2 separate regions of the Homo sapiens genome follow, and region 2 is linked to region 1. The links are chromatin loops, found by intact Hi-C in ENCODE. Cell type or tissue: Caco-2. All regions are shown on one strand.

Region 1 (5,000 bases):
CGGGTGTAGACGTAGAACAAGTGGGGACGTCACAGGTGTGGACACAATGCGGGTGTAGACGTAGAACAAGTGGGGACGTCACAGGTGTGGACGTGGTGCGGGTGTAGACGTAGAACAAGTGGGGACGTCACAGGTGTGGACACAATGCGGGTGTAGACGTAGAACAAGTGGGGACGTCACAGGTGTGGACGTGGTGCGGGTGTAGACGTAGAACAAGTGGGGACGTCACAGGTGTGGACGTGGTGCGGGTGTAGACGTAGAACAAGTGGGGACGTCACAGGTGTGGACGTGGTGCGGGTGTAGACGTAGAACAAGTGGGGACGTCACAGGTGTGGACGTGGTGCGGGTGTAGACGTAGAACAAGTGGGGACGTCACAGGTGTGGACGTGGTGCGGGTGTAGACGTAGAACAAGTGGGGACGTCACAGGTGTGGACGTGGTGCGGGTGTAGACGTAGAACAAGTGGGGACGTCACAGGTGTGGACGTGGTGCGGGTGTAGACGTAGAACAAGTGGGGACGTCACAGGTGTGGACGTGGTGCGGGTGTAGACGTAGAACAAGTGGGGACGTCACAGGTGTGGACGTGGTGCGGGTGTAGACGTAGAAAAAAAAAAAAAAAAAAAAAAAAAAAAAAAAAAAAAAAAAGTGGTGCGGGTGTAGACATAGAACAAGTGGGGACGTCACAGGTGTGGACGTGGTGCGGGTGTAGACGTAGAACAAGTGGGGACGTCACAGGTGTGGACGTGGTGCGGGTGTAGACGTAGAACAAGTGGGGACGTCACAGGTGTGGACGTGGTGCGGGTGTAGACGTAGAACAAGTGGGGACGTCACAGGTGTGGACACAATGCGGGTGTAGACATAGAACAAGTGGGGACGTCACAGGTGTGGACGTGGTGCGGGTGTAGACGTAGAACAAGTGGGGATGTCACAGGTGTGGACACGGTGCAGGTGTAGGCGTAGGACAAGTGAGAACCTCACAGGTGTGGGTATAGACATAGTCCAGGTGTGGACACAGTGCAGATGTAGACATGGCGCAGGTGTAGACCCAGTACAGGTGTCAACACAATGCAAGTATAGACCGTACAGGGTGGCCACAGTGTGGTGTGAATGCAGTGCATTCTGGACACAGGGCAGGTGTAGACACAGTGTAGGTTTTGGCACCATGCAGGTTGAACATAGTACAGGTGTGGACACGGTCAGGTGCAGACACAATGCATGTGTGTAGTTGCAGGGCTGGATTACGTGGGACTGACCTGGGCGTGTTCCCAGGCCCCTGGCTGTGATATGTGTGTGCTGTGGAGACAGAGAGAGGTTGTTTCCACACTCCTTCCTTCTATGTCTCCATGGCCTTCACCTTCCAGGGGCAGCCATGCCGAAGCTGGTTAAATGGAGGTGTGGGGACGAGAAACATCTGAGTCTGCTGTTGCCTGTGGCCTGAGAATGGCTGAGAGATGAACAATGGTCCTGAGATCTGAGCTGGGCCGTGAGGAGGAGGGTGAATTGCTTGGATTAGGATGCAGATGAGTGCCGGGCAGAGAGCCAGACAGGAGCTAGACACAGAGAGGCCCGTAGATTGCCATTTGTGGATGTCTCTGATTGATTAAACAGAGGGGAAATCAACTGATTTCTTGAGAGCAGAAACTATAATGGATGCTTTAATTTGGGCTCACTGCAAAGCAATTTGCTCCCAAGCTCCAGGCTGGTTGTGGCCACCCTGGGGTGCACGGCTCGCCTCTGTCTCCTCTCTCCTCCCAGGTGGGCTCCTGGCTGGGGATCCAATGCTCTCTCGCTGCCCCCCACTGCCCAGCTCTGCTGCCAACTCACTCCTTCTTCCCAGGCCCCCTCCACCTGGAGTTGTCCTGATTCCACTCCCCTCCCCCGCCTATGCCTCAGGGATCTTGCCTCTGCCAGGGCTGGGCTGACGAATTCATTTGGTCACTTACTGGCAGATCACGGCCTAATGAGCTCCCCCTTCCGGCCCCACGGGATATTTTCATTTCCTCGGAGGATTTGCAGGGCCTTAGCCCAGAGGCTAAGGCATAACGTGGCCTGCAACCCACCTCCCACTCCAGAGATGAGCCCCTGGCCACATCTCGGTGCCACTGGTTCACTGGCCCATAGTGATACAGAGGTGGGCGCTAGGGAGGAGTGGGGACAATGCCAAGAGGAGCAGGGGAGTGCGTGTTCCCTTAGATAGGTGAGCAATGATTACGTGGCAATGAATGACCACCCTGGCACCTCCAGCCGCCCGGCGAGCACTGCTGGCATCCCGTGTGGGACCTGGATGCTACCAGCACGCAGAAGGGGAAAGCCAGGCAGGTGCGGCTGGGGCAGGAGAAGAGCACAGAAAGGAAGATGTTACCTGAGGAACCGGGCTCTGCTGCAAGCCGGGCAGGAGTGTGAGCAAAGACGGAAGGGGAGAGCGGGATGGAGGGAGACCACCGGGCACAGTCAAAGGCATCGCTGTGCAAGGAGGCAGCCTCTGGAGAGCCGGATGCCACAGGGTGTCCTGGGGGAGGTCTGGAGGCTGTGGTGGGGCCCTTGGGAAGAGCACCTGTGTACTCAGGTGAGCAAATGCCCGTGGGGACGGCTTGTGGGGCAACCTCCAAGTACAGCTACCCCTTCCTCTGTCTCAGGAGGAGACGGTGAGCAGCAAGTTCTCAGCTGGTTGACTTCCAGGACTCACTGTTCTCTGCATCACCTGAGAAATTCCTGAGCAAGCTGGCGACCCAGGGCTCTGGCATTTGGAATGAGGGACTGGTGGAGGCCAGGGCAGCAGAGTTTACTGAGATGACAGGCAAATGGCTTGTGCAAGGGTGGAGGTGCCGAGGGGGGGAGGTGAAGGTGGCCTGCCTCTTTGGAAGTGTATTATGGTTGGAGGGGCTCATTGTGTGTGACAGGAGATGGGAGATCTCGCAAAATGGCAGAAGAGCCTCATGAGGCACTCAACTCCTGCCCCACCCGGCAGAGACGAGGGAGCTGGGCTCTAGGTCAGGTCACCAAGCATGGGTTCTTGGGCAAAACCACTTTGTTTCTATCTGTCTGCAGTACCTGAGGACAAGATTAGAGGCAGAAACAGCGTGATCCAAGAGCATGTTCTCTTGAGGCATTTCCCGCTTCAGGAACCCTGAGTTATCCACGACAAGGGAAGATGGGATTTTCTATAGAAGAAAAATACATTTTTTTTTTTTGCAAAATCCACAGCAATAGTAGGTGTCACACGTGTCTACATATCTCTGCATTATTCTGGTGGCCACAGTGCTGACTGGGTGCAGCCACTGCTTCCCTCTCTAGATGTGCGTCTCCAACAAGAACACAATGCCACCTGGAGATGCCTGGCCTCGCAGGCAGAGTCCCCAGTGGGTATCCCTGATGACACAGGGGGACCCCTCCAGGGCCAGCCCATGTTGTCGTTGCTGGTCCATGGAGGTCTCTATATTCATGTCTGTGTTTCTGAGATTGTCAGGAGACAGGAGAGTGTGGGCAGAAATGCCAGGAGTGAGAGCCTAGTCCCGACCCAGACGCAGCCTCCATCCTGGCCTGCAGCCTTCTGTCTTCTCGCCTCGGGCCCCAGACAGTAGGAATTCGTTTGCACCTTTGTTTATCTGTTCACCTATTCTTTCAAACACACAATGTGTTCAGCGTTTCCTATGTGCAATGCCATCATTAATCATTAGATCATTAATTGTTTCTGCCCTGGGGAGGCTTTAATGGACTATACGTTGGGGTATTGGAGCCCTGGACTGGCAAGGACAGTGGCCTTGACGTGTTGGGGGGAATGTTCCTCACGATCATTTCTGTGTGTTAGTGTAGGGGGAGCAAATGTCAGGATGGGGCATAAAATACCTGTGTCATTGTCTAAGGCTGAGTGTCAGGTGAGGCGGAGCCAGGCCTCGGCCCGGCCTCCCTAGATCCCCTCATCTTTCCAGGCCCCCAGCGTGCAGGAGCACCCCTCTCCAAGCTGACTGTGTCCAGTTGCTTTTCCAATCACCGAGTCGGCTTCTATTTGATCACCAGATAAGAATGGGATTAGTACGATTTGGGCTGTTTGAATGATTTTGAACAACCCCAAACAACAACAACCCTGCATGTGGCTTTGAAATAAGCCTTGAATATCATCAGGTGACTGCTGATTACCTGTAGCAACCGCTTATTAACATTGGAAAAGCAAGCCCTCTAGATGCTATCAGCGAGCCTACCGAGGGGATCAGCTGGCTGCCTCACCCTGCCCTTGGCTGGGGTGCTCAGGAGAGATGGCGGGCCCCTGGGAGGACGGAACTCAGGCGCTGCCTGGTTCCGACAGGCAGGTTCTCCAGGAGGCTACAGCTCTTCTTCCCAGGTGTGTGGGCCAAGCGGCCACTCCTGCAGCATGGGGATGGATCATTTGGTTAGACTCTCTGGGGAAGCGGAGCAGGCTGCCTGTGCATGTGCACACGTATGCGAGCATGTGTCTCCCCGAGAACACCAGGCCCACCAGCTATGGCTTCTCCCTCCTTCCACCTTTCTTTGTGACCTTGGGCACTCTTTGATGGCAGATAATTTCCTCTTCCAGTGCGGAATGCCCTGATGTTAAACTATTAGCTAATATCCTGGGCACCCATTCACACATCTGCTGGGCTGAGTTGCGTGGGGAGGCTCAGAGCTGAGGATGTGGGAAGCACCTGAAGCAAGAGCAGACAGGCTGGGGGGACAATGAGGCCCATGGGCCGAGGGGGCATGCCAACACCTGTATGGACATACAGCCCTGGGTGACCCCAGACCATGCATTTCTGTGTTTTCTAAGTGAAAAAAAAAAAAAAAAAAGCCCAACTCACTCTGCAGAAAATTCGCTCTTCTCATAAGGGGCCTTCACCTCTAGGACTTAGCCACACGGTCCCTGAGGGAGACACACTGTGTGATTTGAATAGCATGGAAGGGCTGTAGAGACCCAAAGCCCACCCTGGTCCTGGCCTCGGCTCCCAGACACTCCACAAACATCTCCCAAGCCTGTTGGCCTCACTG
Region 2 (5,000 bases), 360 kb before region 1:
CCCCATCTCACAGCTGCCTCCTTGCCCTCGCCCTGGTTGGTGTTCACCAAGGCTGCCTGGGCACCTCAGCCTGGGGATGTGACGGGCGGTGGGAGAGAGAGGGGCTCAGGAGGGGGGTGGGGGCAGGACCAGAGACCCACAGTGGCCTATGATGCCTTGGATGGGATCCTACGTCTGTGCATTTTAAAATTAGTTCATCGTCTTGTGCTCTGGAAGTGTGTTCCTTACATTGAACTAGGAAAATATAGCAAATAGAACAAATCTGCCTGTATTTTTTTAAGTTACTGAAATCCGGCTGGGCACGGTGGCTCACACTTGTAATCCCAACACTTTGGGAGGCCGAGGTGGGTGGATCATCTGAGGTCAGGAGTTCGGGACCAGCCTGGCCAACATGGCGAAACCCCGTCTCTACTAAAAATACAAAAATTAGCTGGGCATGGTGGCAGGTGCCTGTAATCTCAGTTATTTGGGAGGCTGAAGCAGGAGAATTGTTTGAACCTGGGAGACAGAGGTTGCAGTGAGCTGAGATCGTGCCACTGCACTCCAGCCTGGGCAACAGAGTGAGACTCCATCTCAAACAAAAAAATAAAAATATAAATATAAATAAATAAAGTTACTGAAACCCCACCACGTGTTGGTGTGCTGCCTAATTCCAGCCAATGCTTCATCTTAGCAACAGCTGAGATCTCTGCGGGCTGCATATGATCTGTCTCTGCCTTGGACCGTTTTGATGCCTTGCCTGGGAGCTTTGTACATTCATTTATCTTTTTCCACAGTTGTAATAATTGCCTGATGATTGAAAGCTCTTTTTTTTTCCTTTTTCGTTTTTTTTTTTTTTTTTTTTTTTTTTTTGGCTGAGGTCAGTTCTCTGGGCAGCGTTCCTCCAATCCACCTCGTGGAAGTCCTGGGTACATCTCAGCCACTTCTCTTTCCTTCTCTTTTCTCTTCTCCTGGGGTCTTTCCCTCATGTATGCTCACAGCCCTCCCAGTGGAGCAAGGAAACTTCCAGTGTCTAGAACAGAGAGGGAGCTGCGACCAGAGGAGAGGTTGGCAGGGTTGGCACATTCGCTGAGGGGTCTTGGGAGGGGTGCCTGTGGCTCACCTGCCCTGGAAGGGTGGGCTGCGCCTCTGCCCCACTCTGCCTGGCTGGCCGGGTGTTCAGGGCAGGTGCTCCCCAGGGAGGGGCATCCAGGGCTGGGGCTCCCTCAGTACTCCCTTCTTTCATTCTTGATGTGGCCCTGGACACAGAGCAGGGACTCTAAAATTGCTCCCACAACCCACTAGTGGGTCCTGAAATCAATTAGTCGCCGGCTTGAATAAAGAGACGATACTGCGGTGTAGGGTAAATATTCTTGGCAAACTCTGGCTTTGGTGTGACACACGTGTGTAGGTGCTGCGGTGAGGGTGTACTCCCGGGTGTGTGTGGCCCGTCATCCCACACGGTTACTGCACACTCAGCCTGACACGGTTTCTGTACATGTTATAAGGAATCTTCCAGTAGGTTTTTATTTCTGAAACTTTTTTTGTGACAAAGGAGAAAAAGCTGAAAGAGGTGGTTTTTCAGATCCAACCTCAAGGCAGGGCATCCCTGGGGCAGCTGGTCACCACCCAGAGAATGGGGCCTTCTGTGGCGCTGGGGAGGGTCTCCTATCCCAGGACGGCCAGCCTTGGCCCGGCCCCTGGGTCCTCCTGATGCTGGCCTTGCGTTGCCGCCTGCCTGGGCTGGGACCCGGGCTCTAAGCACTTGCTAGTGATGGGGCAGCCTTTGTGTTTCACCAACCTGGATTCCAGAAGAGTGTTCCTTAGGGTCAGCAGAAACGCTCCATCTCTTCACCTGGGTTCTCATATGTCCTAGAACGCTTTCCACCCAGGATTTGACTACGAGAGGACACCACCAGTCCCTGTTTCAGAGCGAACACTGTTTCTATCCATGCACCTCTGTCCAGGGCTCGGCGCCCCTCGGCCTGGCTGTCCCATCCCCTCCTCCGCGCTCCCTGGCCTTCACCGCCTAGCACACCTGTTTATTCAGCCTGAGACCTGCTTCTGGAGCTAGAGAAGATGGGCTGGAGGGAAGGGGCTGCTGCAGTGGGTGGGTGGCCCCGGCCAAGTCTGTGCCGCTCCCTGCTCCCCGCGAGACCTTGCGCCCCCTCCGAGACCCGCTCTTCCATCTGCACAGAGGGAGTCGTGGTGACAGGACGAGGTTTCCCGTGGAACCCTCGGGACAGCTCTGGACGCTCGGGACTCGGTCGCTTTCAGGGTCAGATGTCAGAGGTGGCCTTTGCCCTCTGCCCTCAGCCAATACTTTTCCTGATTTCCAGATTTTTCAGTTTCTTTCCTCTCTTGTGCTGACGGCCGGCACCATCCCCTCACTCTCCCACGCCCCTGCCTCTGTTTTTGGCTGAGGCCTCCTGCGGGTCCCGGACTCAGGGCGGCCTCTCCGGGCCGGCCCCAGCCCCCCGAGGCTGAACTGACCCCTCTGGAGAGGAAGGCGCGTGACCCCCTGGTGCTCACCTCGCCGCCCCTCCTTGACGCTCCCGTGGGTGGAGGTGGCCTGTAGTCACCCGCCCTCGGTTTGAAGGGACTCTGACGCTTGAATCCTTAAGGGCTCACCTGGGCTGTCGGACCGCCGGCTACGGCCCCGCGGCGTTTCCCCGAGGCGACCACCAGAGGGCGCGCGGACTCCACCAGGGCAGCGCGGGGACGGCTCCCTCCAGCCACCGCTCTCTCCAGCCCCGGGCCCCAACTCCAAGGCTCCCTCCAGCCCCGGGACCCCGGCTCCCCCCAGCCCCCGACCCGGCTCCCCCCGGCCCCAGGCCCCAAGTCCACGGCTCCCTCCAGCCCTGGGACCCCAGCTCCCTCCAGCCCCGGGCCCCAAGTCCACGGCTCCCTCAGCCCCAGGCCCCAAGTCCACGGCTCCCTCCATCCCCGGGCCCCAAGTGTCGGCTCCTTCCAGCCCCGGGACCCCGGCTCCCTCCAGCCCCGGGACACTTCTGGAGAAGCAGCCAGGAGCTGGTCCAATGGCAGGTGCCACCTGCACCCAGCACCCTGCAATTCTGGGGAGAGCATGGAGGTGCAGGGAGAGGAGAGAGCCCGGACGTGGGTAGGTAAACTCCCCAAACGTCCACCCTGTGCTGCCAGTGCCTTTTACATGCAGAGGCTGTGGAGGCTGAAAGACCACCGGAGCCCTGGCTTGACCAGGGCTGGAGAGGAGGAGAGCACCGGCCTGCATCCCTCGGAAGCCGAGTTGGAACTGCAGAAGGAGCCTCCTGCTGCAGTCTGCTGGTGTTCGGTGCAGATCCAAACTGTGGATGGGCTCCTGGGCACACCCAGGGGTGGGTGGCTGCTTCTCTCGCGGGTGGTGCCCGGCGCTCTGCAGCTTGGCCCTGGGGGAACCAGGCCCAGGATAGTGCCCCAGCCGGAATCTTTGGAAGGTAGGAACCTGGACACTGGGCCGAGGCTCACTCCACTCTCCGAGGCCCCAGGCACAGGAGGGAAGATTGCGCCGTCCCCTGCCACTCACAGAGCAGTAAGAAGAACAGCTGCCATTAGAATGGCGCGCCGTGGAGTAAACACGGGCAGGCTCAACCGTGCCTTGGCTTCCTGGGCTGCGCGGAGGCTCTCATCCTCTTTCTGAAATGGCAGGGACCACATTGTCCTCTCCACAGCCCCATTCCTCTGCGGAGGCTCCTGCCCAGTGGGGCCTGCCTGCTAGGTGGGCCGCCTGGGCCATGAGAGCCGCAGAGTTCTGGCCAGAGGCCTTCAGCTGGGATTCTGAGACCTAAGCCATGGAGTGAACAGACGCTCAGGGGGTGGGGGCCTTGACGCTCCTCGCAGAGGCAGTGGGTTTGTTTTGCTGGCTTTAGGTTGCAGGGTTCTGAGGCAAATCCTTACGCTAACCTCAGATCTGGAGGAAGGAACTTTCCTTCCACTTCCCCTGGAAGCAAAGGCTTGGGCCCTGACCTGGGATGGGGGATTCCATCCAGGAATCAATTCTGTGTGGGGGAGAGTTTTTTCCTTTGATTCCTGGCATACTCTCTCTTCTACTATATCTTCAGTTTTCTGATGTTTCAACCCTCTTGTTTCAACCTCTTTGCCCCATCTGAAAACACAGCTGCCCTCATCTTGAAAACCAAAGGTAGCCGTTAAAATGCACCCTCCATACCCACTCTCATGCCTCCCTGCATGAGGACCCAGCGCTTGTTTATAGAGTGAAGTGTGAATTACAAATGTTTTGGTCTTAATTTGAGAAAATTAAGCTCAGCCAAAAAAAGAAAAGAAAGTCATCTCCAAATCCAGACTTCCTGTTTTCTAACTATGGGGTGATCTGCACAGATGAGAGAGTAACACGGTGCGGCTTCTGCTAACTGCTCTGGGGACTCCACGGGCTGTGTCTGGACCCCGCCTCTCCTGCACAGGGTGTGCCTGGCAGTTTAGCTCACACCTGATCAGCATCGAAGGGTGCTGTTGCTCTACCAGGCAGACGTGGCTGCCTCCGGGGTCTTCCTGGACTTGTTAACCTCCCGAGGCCCCTACGGCTCTCAGGGAGAAGCAGGAGTGAGTGGGCAATTCTAATTGAATTCTAATTGAGAAATATGCTGCGATGGTAGACAGGGCACTGTGTTCCAGCTCCTGCCCTCAGCCCCCAGCCCCTACCGCCAAGCTTGATTTCAATCCAAAATCCTAGAAAGAGGGTTGGCAGACTTGGGCAGAGAGCCAGAGAGTAAATACCAGGCTGTGCGGGCCAGGTGGTTTCTGTGGCTTTCCTCTGGGCTAGTGGAGAGGCTACTCCAGACAACACGTGAGTGAGTGTGGGTGTGTTTCAATAAAACTTTATGTATGGACACTGAAATTTGAGTTTCACAGAATTGTCACATGTCAGAGAATAGCAGTCTTCTTTAGATTTTTTGTTTTTAAACATTTTAAGAATGTAAACACAGTCTCAGCTCAGGGACTGTGTGAAAACAGCCCTCGGACCAGATTTGTCCCAGAGGCCAAAATTT

Evidence for each region. Hi-C counts contacts between places; a loop is a spot of excess contacts. Peaks named below come from ENCODE experiments on the same cell type or tissue, not always from the same donor. Only the 100,000 strongest peaks of a DNase experiment are listed, where the experiment ranks them.
Region 2: a loop joins it to region 1, with 20 times the contacts of the local background. A loop is called at or near these places in 5 of 110 quality-filtered maps.

The regions. Positions count from the first base shown.
Region 1 is chr7:156,155,054-156,160,053 of GRCh38, forward strand. It overlaps LOC105375602 (a long non-coding RNA gene), which reads left to right. Exons shown (of 3, transcript XR_928249.4): 3 at 3,048-3,114. Among named protein-coding and RNA genes, the nearest start is that of SHH, 350 kb to the left of the region's middle. In Caco-2, no CTCF peak of the experiment used is centred here; a DNase peak (open chromatin) is centred at 1,948.
Region 2 is chr7:155,794,470-155,799,469 of GRCh38, forward strand. No RefSeq gene overlaps it. Among named protein-coding and RNA genes, the nearest start is that of SHH, 15 kb to the right of the region's middle. RefSeq lists an enhancer at 4,452-4,531. In Caco-2, a CTCF peak has its summit at 2,657 (motif pointing right); a DNase peak (open chromatin) is centred at 2,631.